2 separate regions of the Mus musculus genome follow, and region 1 is linked to region 2. A link is a contact called in ENCODE Hi-C or POLR2A ChIA-PET data. All regions are on one chromosome and are shown on one strand. The core of a region is the stretch at or near the end of the contact, and the rest is flanking DNA. Distances in the headings are between cores, read along the strand shown. Region 1 overlaps Doc2b (double C2, beta). Region 2 holds the start of Ywhae (tyrosine 3-monooxygenase/tryptophan 5-monooxygenase activation protein, epsilon polypeptide).

Evidence for each region. Hi-C counts contacts between places; a loop is a spot of excess contacts on that map. ChIA-PET counts read pairs that join two places held with the same protein, here RNA polymerase II (POLR2A).
Region 1: POLR2A ChIA-PET joins it to region 2 with 25 read pairs in embryonic stem cell. The contact joins the enhancer-like site here to the promoter of Ywhae in region 2. A Hi-C loop is called at or near these places in 1 of 37 maps with a recorded cell type or tissue (heart). POLR2A ChIA-PET finds 5 or more read pairs at or near these places in 4 of 5 experiments (Patski and embryonic stem cell).

The regions. Positions count from the first base shown.
Region 1 is chr11:75,763,824-75,770,929 of GRCm38, reverse strand. Doc2b (double C2, beta) reads left to right here. Exons shown (of 9, transcript NM_007873.3): 9 at 1-2,660. Ywhae (tyrosine 3-monooxygenase/tryptophan 5-monooxygenase activation protein, epsilon polypeptide) reads right to left here. Exons shown (of 6, transcript NM_009536.4): 6 at 5,089-6,310. The coding sequence ends at 6,258. Among named protein-coding and RNA genes, the nearest start is that of Gm12339, 28 kb to the left of the region's middle. Within about 2 kb of position 1,499, at least 1 of the 3 ENCODE cell types and tissues checked has a DNase peak (open chromatin) inside an H3K27ac peak, as active enhancers do.
Region 2 is chr11:75,730,431-75,737,620 of GRCm38, reverse strand. Ywhae (tyrosine 3-monooxygenase/tryptophan 5-monooxygenase activation protein, epsilon polypeptide) reads right to left here and starts at 4,734. Exons shown (of 6, transcript NM_009536.4): 1 at 4,530-4,734. The coding sequence starts at 4,593.

The DNA of each region.
Region 1 (7,106 bases), core at 250-2,749, 37 kb before region 2:
GCTACCTATGGCATCCTGGCCCTATCAAGACAGTCAGGACCAGCAGTGGAAAATAGAAAGCCTTGTTTGGGGGAAGGTGGAGGGATGGGGGTTCTGCCCTCAGGAGCTGAGAACTCTGGCCTCAGTTTCTAGGAAAGGGTAGGACACTGGTCAGTCTTGAAGCTCCCAACTGCCTCCTGCCAACTGGGATTCAGGAGCACAGGGGGAACAGGGAACCAAGGAGTTCCACCATCATCTCAGAGCCCCATTTTCCTCAATCCATCACTGAGTGATAAGACACTGGGGTCCTGCCCTAAGCCTAGAACCCTCCTACAGCTGAAATAAGAACTCGGGGTCCCAGAACATGATTCCAATCCACAGTGCTCACCAGCCTTCCCTAGTTGGCAGGGAAAATAGGTCTCTAGCTCTCCACAGCACCAAGCCACCTGTTGCTTGTAAGAGACTGGGTTTCCCTCTTTAAAAGGTGTCGCCTGTTACTGAATTGGCAAACGCCTTCTTATTGAATCTTCACCATCCTGTGTGGTGGGAGGCATGGTCAACCCATTTTATAAATGAGATGGCTCCAGAGTTGTTGATAAACTTCCAGGGCCACCACGGTGTGAAGGGCTGAAGCAAAAACTCCAAGCCTTTTGACTATCTGAGGACAAGGACTCTCAGGTCCCTCTCTCCGGAGTTAATGGGGCTTAGTGAGGTCTCTTACAGAGAAGTCTTGTTATTGTCAGCCACCTCACCCTCTAGCTGGCTTTGAAATCATTTGTGCCATTTAGGATTTGCCAAAGGCTACAGCCAAGCCCTGGAACTCAGCTGTCCCACCCCCAGCCTGAGGTCAAGGAACTTGGGGGACCGGCCTGATGTTTTCCCCATACAGCTAGAAACAGGAGCAGATATTTAAGTGCACCTGGTTGAGCTCTGAGTAACTCAGATTTTGCCTTTTGGGGTGCTTTGTTCAGAGAGGAGTTTAGAAACCCCCCGACGATACAGAAATGTTTATTATACCTAAATGTTTATTATACCTGAGGTGACTGAAGCTCATCAAAAGAACAGGTGGCTCAGGTGGACAAGAAACCTGGATCCCTGTTGCACCAGGCAGTAAGTGGGTTTGGGACTCAATGATGATCCTTGCCAATCCCAGGGACAGGCAGGGTGGGAAGCAGGGCTTCTAGCCACCTAAAAAGTGATGGCCACTAAAAAGTGATGGAACTTTCCCGGATCCTGGAACGTTTCTAAATCCCCAGTACATTACATCTCTACTAAAGGGAAAAGGTCCTTTGAGAAGTTTCAGAATCAGTTCAGTCTTTCATTCCAAACGAGTATCTTCCTTCTGGCTCATCAGCGTTGCAAAGAGGAAATTTGATACCAAAAACAAAGGTCATTCCAAAGTACTGTCAGTAACCAGGGCCTCTCTTGATGCCCATCATCCACCTCGCGTCCTGGTCTCTGCCCCGCCCTCCACCACCGTTAGCCAATCCCTGAACAGTCCCGTCTTCCAACCCAGAGTCAGTGACCTCCTGACCTCTAGTGGCAAAAATGAGGAACTGCACCTCCGTGGCCCGCCCGCCCGCCCGCCCGCCCGCCGAGCTCGGGCCAAGCGTCCTGCCCTCCGTCCTTCTCCAGCCAAGTGAATCTCCCGATGCATGGACTCTGGCTGTCCTCGACACGGACTCGTGCACTGCTTACAGTTTTGCTGCCACGTGACGACTGCAGAATACATCCTCAAACTGCAGCGCCACGAAACAATTTTTGTAATCTTGTCTGACCTTCCCAAAGGTGTCCTTTTTAAGTCTTATTTGTTAATATTTATAACGATATATAATCAAAGTAAATGAGAACGTCGTACTGAGGTCGCACTAGCTTGGGAAACTCCTTGGAAGATCTGGGGGGAACAAGCGAAAGACAACTGGGGCTTATATGTGGCGTTTACTTTTGTTTTTTGAAATGCATTTGTAAACCAGTCTAGCATCCAACTTGTGATGATCCTCCTGCCTCTCATTTACAACTCTCCATTTGAAACAGGCTCCTAGGTTACTTATGGAAAAACAGGCTCAGAAGTTTGAATATGTGAGGCTGATCAGATGCACCTGCCACACAAGCCTCAGGATTAAGCGTGATCCCTGGAAGACAAAAAGGCAAGACTTTCTGGTGTGGCCCACACCTTTATAATCCCAGCACTTGGGAGACAGAGGCAGACCGAGGCCAGCCTGGTCTACATACCCAGTTCCAGGACAGCCAACAAACAAAAAATTCAGGATATGCAGGTGGTGGAGGCCAAGGCCATAAGTTCCAGCACTCAAGAGACAGGCAGATCTGAGTTTGAAACCAGCCTGGTCTACAAGTTGAACAGCCAAGGCTACGCAAACCATTTCAAACACACACCCACACACACCCAAATCAGGATGTGATGTGACATTAATAATCCCAGCAATCCCAGGGACCATATGGGAAGTGGGGATTGGGGAGTTGCCCAGAGCCTTCCTGCCAACTAACCTAGAATAAACACCCAAAAATAAGATCGTCCCTGTATCAAGCTTTAAGGTGTAAAGTTATCCTCTGACCTCCACACAATTGAACCAGCTTGCACGCTCAGTATCTCAACCTCCCTCTATTTCCCTCCCTGTCCCTCACTTATACACACAATAAAATGTTAAAATAATGAGTTAAAATGCTTGTACAGGATTAGTGCTGACCTGGGGCAGATTTCTCCACGGACAGACATGAGTTAGAGGAGGCCAGAGAGGGCACTGGGATGGAATACTTGAGGTTATGTTCTAGGTGGAGGGAACAGATGTGGCCTCTTGGAACAGGGGCAGGCTTGGTATGGTCAAGAACCTCAAGGAGCCCAGTGTGGCTAAGTGGGATGGGCAAGGAATGAAAGCCGAGTACTGACAAAACACCAGGGCACATAAAATATTTCAAATGTAAATTTATTTTTTACTGAACCCAAATGTTCTGGGGATGCTACTAAATCAGCCCACACTTCAGGGGACAGGGACTCCTTGCAATGGAGTACCAACTGTCCTTGCAAGGGCTAATCACCTTCACAGCCTTTCCTGCTTTTAGCAGCTCTAAAACTCTGAAAAGCCCCCTCTTGACTTTAGCAGATTTCTCCATGACCTCATGGTTACAGGCGGGCCTTCGACTCTTGATCCGTACTTCCTGAAGCTCTAGACAGGTTGGGTTTTTTTTGTTGTTGTTTTGTTTTTTCAGTATCAAATTTACTTGGATATGCTCATGAAGCACTGGGTGGAGATGTGTTGCAGTTTAGAGAACTATTGTTCTTACACAAGACCTGACTTCTGTTTAACTACATGGCAGCTCACAACTGCCTGTAACTTCAGTCCGAAGGGATCAGATTCTTCAGGGAGGAACACTTGCTTACATACCTGTTGCACAGACATAGTAACACGCAGGAAAAACACTTAATACTCTGCACTTGGAAGACAGAGGCAGGCAGACCTCCGAGGCTGAGGCCAGCCAACTGGCCTCAGATCAGCCAGGGCTAAGAAGAAAAACCCTGTCTCCGGAAAACAAAAACAAGAGTCATTGTTTATTACTTAGGTTTGCTGGCTACACAGAAGTCCATTCTGGAGAAGCCAACTTTGTGACAGTGACACCTGTATGGCCAGGCTTAGAGTAAAAGCTCAGTTGGTACAACACTTCTCAGTAAATAGGCTCCAGGTTTTGTCCTCAAGGACACACCTGTCCTCCCAGCACCCGGGAGATGGAGGAACTTGAAAGCCCTCCTGGGCTGAATTCCCAGGCCAGCCTGAGTAATATGAGACCCAACCTCACAACAAATCAGAATTAGGTATTACTTCACAGTAAGGATGAACTCAGCATCAGGCTCTAAGGCTGGATGGCCAAAGGGTTTTTTTGTTTTTAAATATTTCTAATTCATTGTTTTTGCTTTTTTAAGACAGGGTTTGTATGTGTAGCCCTGTCTGTCCTGGAACTCATATGCTGACCTGGCTGACCTTGAACTCACCTGCATGTCAGAATTTCTTGTTTTGGGTTTTTTTAGCTTCACTATTTAAAAAAAATTTTTTTGCCTGAATATATACTCGTGTTTGCTGGTACTTGTGGAGGCCAGGTGTCAACTCTGCTAGAACTGGAGTTACAGGCAATGGGGAACGTCTCAACTGAGTTCTGGGAACAAGTCCACTGTAGTGTGCTCTTACTCACTGGACCATTATCCCTTCCAGCCCTACGTCCACTACCTGGATCAAGTCCACCAATCAGCTAGTGTTTGGTACAGTAACACTATGAATAACTGCGTTTCCCGAGTGGCTTTCCAAATGGTCAATGTCTTATGAGTCTGATATTGGCCTTAACTATCTGGAAACTTTATGTTAGATATAAAGCACTCAATCATCGGAAACCCCTTTATGACACTGAAGGCAACTGTCTTCTATCAATCTGATGAGAAAGGAATTCACAAAAAGCATTATTTCACATGGTAGCCTGTGCTAGAGATAAAACTAGAGTCTGGCCATGTGCATGCCTCTGATCCTAGCAGCTTGGAAAGCTGAGGCAGGATAGCGCCTCAGTTAGCTAGCCTGTGTGACTGGACCTTGCATAACAATCATGGCCTACCCCAGATTACAGCAGTGTGGTACTTTTAGAAAAAGTCAACTGCTAACTGCTTTCTAATAGACATCTCCAACCCCAGCATTGCAAAAGGAATGTTTTCTGACTCGGGATATTTACAAATACACCATGCTATTCTACCCACAAACACCTCAGCACCCACCAGTATCTTATTTACTGCAGCACCTTCATTAGCAGCAAGACTGGATGTGCCTTATGAGTTGTTCTGAGGAACTCGGGCGTTTACCTGCTCAAGGAGACAGAAGTACCCACTCACACTACCACATGACCTGCTTCTGAAGAAATTAGGCACATGGTGTAGCTGTTTCTGTTAACGGGGGATATTGACAAGGGATTCAACCAATACTGTTCTTGCCGCTGACTTATACAGTGAGAAGTGTAATTCTACTTCTAATAATCAAGGATTATTTCGACACACTGAGCCTTATCTAATTGCAGAAGTCAAAATTACACATTAGAAAATGATCCATAGTTACACCTGTGTTAAATGACTGTTGTACTTTAATGATAAATTTAAACATAAATATTGTGTTGCTAACTGGTTTGAAAGACAGGACAATTACTGACTTAGTTGTTCAACACCAGATTACAAGCAATCCTCCCTTCCCCCCAAATACACATCATTGGAAAACAAATGATTTATGGGATAAAATGGGGGATATTTCACATTCAGACAAACAATACTGTCAAATATGTCTGGACTAGAGATTTTATTTTAGAAGTATAAAGGATGGAGGCATGATATATTTGGCATTTTTAATTTAGGTTTGTTTTATTTAAGTTTAATGTTAATTCCATGCTGTGTTTCAGTAAGAACAATACAGATCTGTACCTGCGGCTCCAGTCAGATATCCAGTAGTACAAATTAGCTTCAAGTTACACGTACTGAACAAAAGAGGTTGAGCGAGCGAAGGAGGGGAGGAGGGAGGCCGAGGAGGAGGGAGGAGGAACAGAGTTGAACACGCATGCAGGCTTCCATACCACCTTCAATGCTAACCTGCTTCAGAGGGGGAGGAGTCGGCAAGAATGAGCAGCCACGGATTGTTGAACTGTTACCAGCACCATGCTTTTCAGCAACACTTCAGCAGAGTTCCAAACACAGTTTACAGCAAAACCATTACAACAAACTCCCCCAAAACACCTCAAGCTAACACCCAATTTAAGTTTAAACATTGGTATAAAATTCAATTTAACAATTAAAAAAAGGAAAAATGACAGCGCATATGCCTCTATTGTGTGATTAATCTTTCTTAGATGCATCACCTAGAAGTCTAATGGCTTTCAAATGTCATTTCCATTTCTAATGATGATCTTGCCAGTGTGGCCGGAGACAATACAGTAATGCTGAAAAAGCCTCTATGCAGTCCTGTTAGTGTCGTAAAGAACCTAAAGCTGGGACCAGTAAAATCCACAGAAATTCACTCTTGCCTTAAGAACTTCTGAAAACTGTTTGTTTGTTTGTTTGTTTTAAAAAAGGGGAGGGGAGAAAAAAAAAAAAGAAAAAGAAAGAAAAACAACAGGGCAGGAACCTAAATTCTGAGACCAAATGTGAAAGTCAAATTTGGTGGTTCTCAGTGACAATGGGGAACTTCCAAGGGGAGGGGGGGAAGGGGTAGTCAGAGATGGTTTCTCTTGTTGGCTTTTATTTCGTCTCACTGATTCTCATCTTCCACATCCTGCAGCGCTTCTTTATTCTGCTCTTCACCTGTAAGGAATAAGGCACAGTTACTGTCATATGCTCACATATGGTCACAAAGATATCATTCCAAGCTAAGGGTCCCTAGTTTCACTACAACTGTTAGCAAACATCAGCAGGCAAAAAGGTCTTCTAATCCTCACAGCTGAGGTGCTTAAACCAAGAGCTACCAACCACGGTCCTGAAATAATCAAGTGTTATAGGACGATATAATTAAAAAATTTAAAGGCTCAGGAATCAAGTGTCTCTGTTAAACAAGTCTTTCAAGAGCACATACAAATACTACTCTTAAAATGCTCTTCCTGTGTTTCTAGGGTCAATGTTCTTTCTCAATAACCTCACCTCTTCAAGAACCAACAGTACCTTGCTTTGGACCTTGAGGTGGGAGTTATTTACCCACAAGCTCAACATCAGCTATCCTTCCAGGGAATGTAAGCTCCACAGAGTTCTATGGTGTTTAGGAAGATGTGCTACTGTACATGAATATTTCTCTTATGGTAGCCAGTTAGGCCAAACAGCAGATTCTTTTCTTCGGAGTGAAGCCCTTGGTTATGGAGGGTATTACGGAAGGGCATTTAGACAACTCTCATGCTATTATTTCTCTTTACTCTTTGAATATGACAATCAGCCTGCACTGCTAACATGCAAGAGAAAGCCAACTCCATTCACTGGAGGGCCATCTACCTACTTATAAGCATAAATCAAGTCAGCCACAGTTAAGAAAACATGCAAAGCTTTTGCAGGAAAAAAAAGGGTAAAAGTTGTGTCCTTCTTATACATTATAATTTTGGAGACTTATTACTTT
Region 2 (7,190 bases), core at 3,485-5,984:
TATCAACTCATAGTATCCCCAAACTGTGTAACACAAAAGAACAATGCTTTACAAAAATCTAATGCACAGTATCCCTTTATTTTGGGACAGTATCATTTAACCTCAAATTCACTACACACAGATGCAGTTAACCTTAAATCCTAGATTCTTGTCCTTTTAAGCACTGGGATTACAGTATGTACCACCCACCTTGTAAAGAGCATCCCTTGCAAACAAAGGCAGGGGTAGACGTGACTGTGAGCACATTTAATCCCAGCACTTGGGAGGCACAGAAAGAGGGCCTCCTGAGTTCCAGGCCAATATTCAGAGACCCTGTCTGTGAGTGAGTGAGTGAGTGAGTGAGTGAGTGAGTATGTGTTCCCCATCCTTCCCTAACTAGTACAGTATGTTTTAGTAATGAGATTTTTGGTGTTTTAAAACAGCTCTCAAGCCAATGACTCAGAACAGACGAATTTCTGGTATTTCAGTATTCAGAGTGACAACCCAAGTGGTGGGGAGCAGGGATCTCAACAACACGCCACACCCCATAGAACCAATTCTTTTCTTTTCTAGCTTAGAACTCAGACATCTGCCTGCATCTGCTTCCTGAGTGCAGAGACTGAAGGTATGTGTCATCCCACCTGGCTAATTTGTCGTTTTCAGATAGGATTTCATAACTCAGGCTAACCTGGAACTTGAGATCCTCTTGCCTTGTCTTCTAAGTGTAGTTTAAAGTAGTGTGCCACCATTCTAGACCCCACTGAGCTAATCTGAGCACGATGAAGTTTAGGAAAGACAAAAGCAGAACCACCACACGAGTCAAATATTACATATGTTGACCACTCCGATCCCAGAAAATAGGGGGAAAAACCTCCAATTTTGAACAGGCCAAACTCAGCTGCTTGGGAGGCTGTCACTGGAGGGTGGTAATTTCAAGGCCAGTTCAAGGCTATCCTAGGTAAATTAGTGAGACCTTGTCTCAAAATACAGATGGATCTAGTTCCATGGTAGATCACTTGCCTAGGATGTACAAGGCCCTCAGTTCAATTCCTAGCTATGCCCCACTTCCTTAACTTTTCTATACTCATGTGTTTTAAATGTATGAAAACTTATTTGTTTGACTATGGTAACCTGATTAATATGGCTACAAATATACAAAACCCTATTTTCTTAAGACTACTGACTTGTTAAATTACTAAACTAAACTGGGCATATTGCCACACTCCCCAGCACTCATGAGGCAGGAGGAAGGTTTCTGAGTTTGAGGCCAGGCTGGTCTACAGTGAATTCTGGTTGAGCCAGGGGCTCTTCAGAGACAACCTGTCTCAATGAATGAATGAATGAGCAGGAGAAAGAGAGAGGGAATACTAACAATTAAAATGAACAGTCGTAGCCTCAAGCTTTAAGTTTTCCTATATAAACTCCTAAACAGTTCTTTAAACTGTCCTAAAGCTGTTCTTTAAAACGGCTTCTCACCTCCTTTTCTAAGACCATTAAATAATCTATATAAATTGTTTTCTATTACCTATGGGGAAAGTAAAAGATAATTCAGGCACCAGGCTCCACCCAGCATGCAAAATACAAGAGAAACCTATGACAGCAGCAAGAAGCAGGCAATTAGGGGCTGGTGAGATGGCTCAGTGGGTAAGAGCACCCGACTGCTCTTCCGAAGGTCCAGAGTTCAAATCCCAGCAACCACATGGTGGCTCACAACCATCCATAACGAGATCTGACTCCCTCTTCTGGAGTGTCTGAAGACAGCTACAATGTACTTCCATATAATAAATAAATATTTAAAAATAAATAAATAAATAAATAAAAAGAAAAAAACTGTTGACACACTTTAAAAAAAAAAAGAGCAGGCAATTAAAAGCCAACATTTACATAGTATCTAAAACTCAGGGTTGCGATGCATTCTTTCACTACCCTTGGCATTTTATTTACTAAGTGGTTACTACTATAATCAGTGACTATAATCAATTTTTGTTACACTAATAAAAATGAATTACCAGTCAGTAGGAGTGATCACTTTCTGTGACTGCCTTCTTCCTCTCCCTTTCTACTGATTTCCTTTCTTAGGCCAAATCACAGGAGTGCTTCCAGTTTCCTTCCCTCATTAAGTACAGTCACCACATGGCTTTTCTAGAACACTGTACTCAATAGCCAACAAGGCCAAGCTTTGCTCAAAAATTCTCATCATTCAAACCCCAAGTATGATTTAAAAATTGTCATTTATTTGGAAGCTACAATCATGTTTGCAAATCCCTTTTTAAAATGACTTTTAGAAGCAAATCAGAAAGCTTCCCCTCATACCTCGTTTGGGGGGGAGGGAGGGTTATTATATTTACATAAAGCCTAAGTCACCAGTCTTCAAATTAATTTCATGCTTCCTCCCAAGGACACAGATTAAGGGGGGGACCTCTTCTGGGATCGAGAGGGGAAACCTCCAGTACTCTCCCGGGACAGACAAGCTCACCTGGAGCTGCACTCCTATTTCCCCATCCCACCTCCTCCAGCTCCCAACAGGAGCCCAACTCACTACAAACTGAAATCTGCAAGACAAAATGTAGTTCAGCGTCTTTCCTAAATTGGAGGTTTTGAGGTCTGCTGTTCTACTTTCCAAATGCTGGGCCTGTGACTTTGGCAAAGACTAAGGACTGGTGGTTCAAAAGCTTCCACAGGAGAAACTGCCATTCAAGGAAAAGGGTCTGACCTAACATTTGAAAAAGCAAATGTTTTAACTAACATGGAAAAAACATGAGGAACACTTAATTCCAATCTTGTCTCATTGGACCCTACCACTTCCCAAACATTGAACTCACAGGACCTAGCCTTAGTATTCATGCCTTTAATCTCAGCACACAGGGAGGCGGAGACGGATCTCTGAGTTCAGGACCAGTATGGTCTACATAGTGTTTCAGAACAGCCAGAACTACACCTGCAATTAATTAAATCACAGGAACCATGTGTGTGACTTTTCATTTTTAAATACTAGTTTAATGGCCTATTGCCTAACTCAAATATCTAGTTACACTTCACAAACACAGTAGATATGTCAATGAAATTCTCAGAAAAAAAAAAAAAAAAAAAAAAAAAAACTAGACTGCAATTAGCAGGAGCTAAGTTGAGAATCTAGCATGTACTAGGGTCTAGTCTCCATCACCTGCAGGTGGGGTGTGTGTGTGTCAAATTAACAGAAGAGTAACTATTGAAATTTGTGTGTGTGTGTGTACACACACACACACACATATACATATATATAAAACCATTCTCTTAAAATGGATAAAACAGAGCTGTGGTGTAGCACAGTATTTGAGCACTTGTCTTGCTTGCATGCAATCCTGGGTTTGAGCCCCAATCATGTAACAATGAAATCATAAAACAGAAAAACTACAATCTTCTACATTCCTAATTCAAACTCCCCAAGCCTCAACTGAGTGCTCAAAATAGGTAAAGCTCCCCAAGCCAAGGAAGAGCATGCATTCCACCCGAACTTGGGTTGTCAACCCAAAGTGCTACTAAACATTATTTGAATTAACCATTTCTCAGCAGGTCTTTCCATACTTCATAATGACGAGTGTGAATAGTACAGTCGTCAATTTTACAAACGGGTAAACTGAGGCACTGACTCTGCAAAGGGAAATTCGTACTAAGGAATCCTGGCAAGCCTGGTCTCCTGTATTCTAGCCATCAGAACTCCGTGCCTATGAAGGATGGGGACAGAAGGGGGAAAAAAAAAACCCGCAGCAACTTTAGGATATCCTGGGTAAGAACAAACGGGGTAGGAGTGAGGTTCTGCACCTCCCCGGAAGAAGGCGAGGCTAAAAAGCCCCCCAAACTCTCAACTCCAAGGTGTGTCGGCCCAAAGGAAGAAATCCAATCGCAGCATCTCAGCTCGCCTCCACCCAAGGAGGGAGGCTCTGCAGTGATTTCCAAACACTCCACCCTCACCAGAAGACTCCTCTCCACCGCCGGCCCCGAGAAGCCGTCCGTTCCAGAGGCTTCTCCTTTGTGAGGCTCCACGGCCGCCGCCCCACACTGGGCCTCAGGGGAAAAGCCACCGCCCCCACCCGCCATATTTCCCCGAAAGGCGCCTAGCGCTACAGCTCCTCGATGCCGCCCTCTCCCGAGCGACCGGTACCGTTCCTCACATCGCCCCACCCAAGTGTCCTCCTCCACACCCCGCCGCGGTTCCCGAGGGCTCCCGTGGGGATCGCACGCCGGGAGCCGGCACCCGCCATCTCCTCCCCCCTCCCCCGCCCGGGGACTCGCCCTCCCCCTCCAGCCGCCATTTTACAACCAACTCCTCCACCCTCCGCCCCGGCCTGCTGGCGGGCGAGCGCCTGCAAGCTAAGGACACCGGAGGGGTCAAATCCCTAGGCCCGGGGACTCCCACCGCGCCGGGAGCCCGCAGGCCTCGGCCTGCTTCCCGACCCACGTCCCAAGCCGGGCTCCGAGACGGCTCCGCCATTTTGTCTCCGGTTCCCGGCCTCTGTGGGCGGCGGCGGAGGGTCCGAGACTTCCAGCCCCCCGACACCCCCCCGACTCACCGTCGTATCGCTCGGCCTGCTCTGCCAGCTTCGCCTGGTACACCAGATCCTCCCGATCATCCATTGCGGCAGCGGCTCCGGCAGGGTCTGCGCGACGGATGGAAGCGGATAGCGTCTCCGACTCTCTCAGCTTCTCGCTCCGCGTCCGAGCAGGAAAAATGGCGGCGCCTCAATCCGGGACTTCCGCCTGCGCACGCGGACAACTGCTCAGCTCTATGGCAACCGCTCCCTGGCAACTGGCGCGGGGGGGGGGGGGGGCGGATCCCGGAGTTCGGCGCCAGAAAAGGCTGGAACCAGCGCGACAGACGCCCCTCCTCCGTCGGCACAGCGGGCGGCCCTGTGGCGAGGCGGGAACTGCGACTGCGACGGAGAACGGCCCCTGGAGCGGCTGGAGGCGAGGTCGGCCTAGACTGCGGGAGGGGAGTTAGCCAGAAGCCCGTGCGGGGCGACCGCGGGCTGGCCTGTGGGGGACAGAGCGACAGGCTTGATGGGTTCTTGCTACGGCAGGCCTTCCTCGTTGAAGATCAACCGGCCCTGTGCATTCTAGCACATTTTTCTCATCCAATTTAAAGAATTGACAAGGACAAGAAGGGAAAGCTCGAGTTTTCACGCATCATCATCTCCCTTGCTTCCATACTTTAAGCATTTTCTTCTCCCCTCCAGCCATATTTTATCTCTTTGGCCTATCGTAGATAGGACTTTTGTTTAAAATCTCTGGTTTTGCTTCAAGCATAGGTGAGTGTGTTTAATTCCAACACTAGTGAGGTAGAGGCGCAAGGATCGAGTTTGGATCAAGTCCCATCTACAAAGCAAATTCCAGGTCAGCCAGGGCTACATTGTGAAACCCCCATCTCAAAAAAAAAAAAAAGGAAAGAAAGAAAAAAGAAAAAGTGGTCAATCTCAGCTAGTTAAGGGAAACCCTCACTCGAGGGAAAAAGGAGACATAGTGGCTTGCCTCACTTGGAGTGCAAGGTGCACCTGAGGTGTGTAAGGGCAAATTGACATTGATGAGTTAGAAATAAATAATCCTCCATGGGGATTGCTTCACTTGCAATGGCCACGCCTAGTCTGCTTCCTTATGGATTTTCAACATCTTATACTCAATATCAGCTTGCTGCTGAGCCATGCAGAAAAAGGGCCTCAAAATGAGTGTGAAATCAAAAGGTTGGGATCAAGGCCTGAGGTCACACGCCCAGAGGTTTGCATCTTAGTCTGTGAACGGACAGGAATTGTTTTGTCCAAACGCTGGAGACTGACCCCCACAGCTTCCACCGTGTGTTTTGCCACTGAGTTATAGTCCTATCTGGGCAAGCTGTTTTGATGATTCTGAGTGGAAGGTGACATCGTCATAATTGTACTTAAGAAAAGTATTCCGTACTTACTGAAGCGGTGGTTCACGCCTGTAATTCCAGCACTGTGGAAGCAGAGACAAGGATTGCCACAAGTTCCAGGCCATCCTGGACTAAAAATACCCTACCTCGAAACACAAACACAAAAAGAAAGGAGCTGGTGGTGAGAGTTTTGGTTTCTTCAAAAACCCAGCTATGGTCTGTGAATGTGTTTGCGTTTTAATCCCAGGCGTGGGATAAGAGGCGGCTTCGAAGCAGGTGACTAGGATTTACCTTGTGCACTAGCAGGGCTGTGGTCTTGCCAGCTGCGGATAGTTTATGTTTGGATTTCTGGAGACTCTGGAGAGGAGATAAATAAATGCCAGAGCCCAGAGGGGAACAGGGGCACTCCAAAGAAGAAGGCTGCTGCTCCTGGTTGCTTTTGTTGCAGTTTGTCAAATGGCCATAAGCAAAGAGACAAGAAGTTAGAGATACCCTGACGACAAAGATTAGACTTGCCCCAAGGACCCCGATGCCCCCAGTGAGCAGGAAGTAGCCTTTAGAGGTCTATATTCCCTTTCCCCTTCTTTCTCTCCTACCTAGTGTTGGGGGGGGGGGGGTTGGAAGGGGAGGTAGAGATATAAAAACCCAGTAAAATAGACAAAAAATATGCCAACAGGAGAAAGAAAACATTGCATAGCAGTAATGAACAAGAATGGTAAATTATCATATTACAAAATATAAGCAAAAGTAATCGATACTAGCCTCTGGACAGAGAGGAAAGGACAGACAAGAATAGCATCACGGAGAGGCCACAGGACTTTGTAGCTGACCAGCCATGTGAAATAAAACTTGACTTCCCACCTTCCCACCCTGTCAAAGGAATGAGCAACAGTACCAGTAACATAAAAGAAATACAGAGCTGAATATGGTAACTCACACTTATAATCCCAGCACTGAGAGGCTGAGGCAGGAGGATTGCCATAAGCTTGAGGCCAGCCTTGGTTACATAGTTCCAGTTCCAGGCCAGCCCCAGAAAAAGGATAAGACTATGTCTTTAAAGCAAACAGGAAGGCCAGGGATAGTGGCACACTTGGGAGGAAAAGCAGTTGGACCTCTTGAGTTTCAGGCCCAGCCACAGAGCAAGTTTCAGGACACCCAGTGCTACAGTGTGAGACCCTGCCTCAAAAAATACACACAAAAACCATGACAATAATAAAAAAAACAAACAGGAGTCCAGGAAGAGTTGCTGGCTAAGATAGAGAGAAAAACATGAACTCTTCTTTAGCACGTGCTGGTTCTGAGATTCCCCAAGCATTAGGCAGGTAGAATA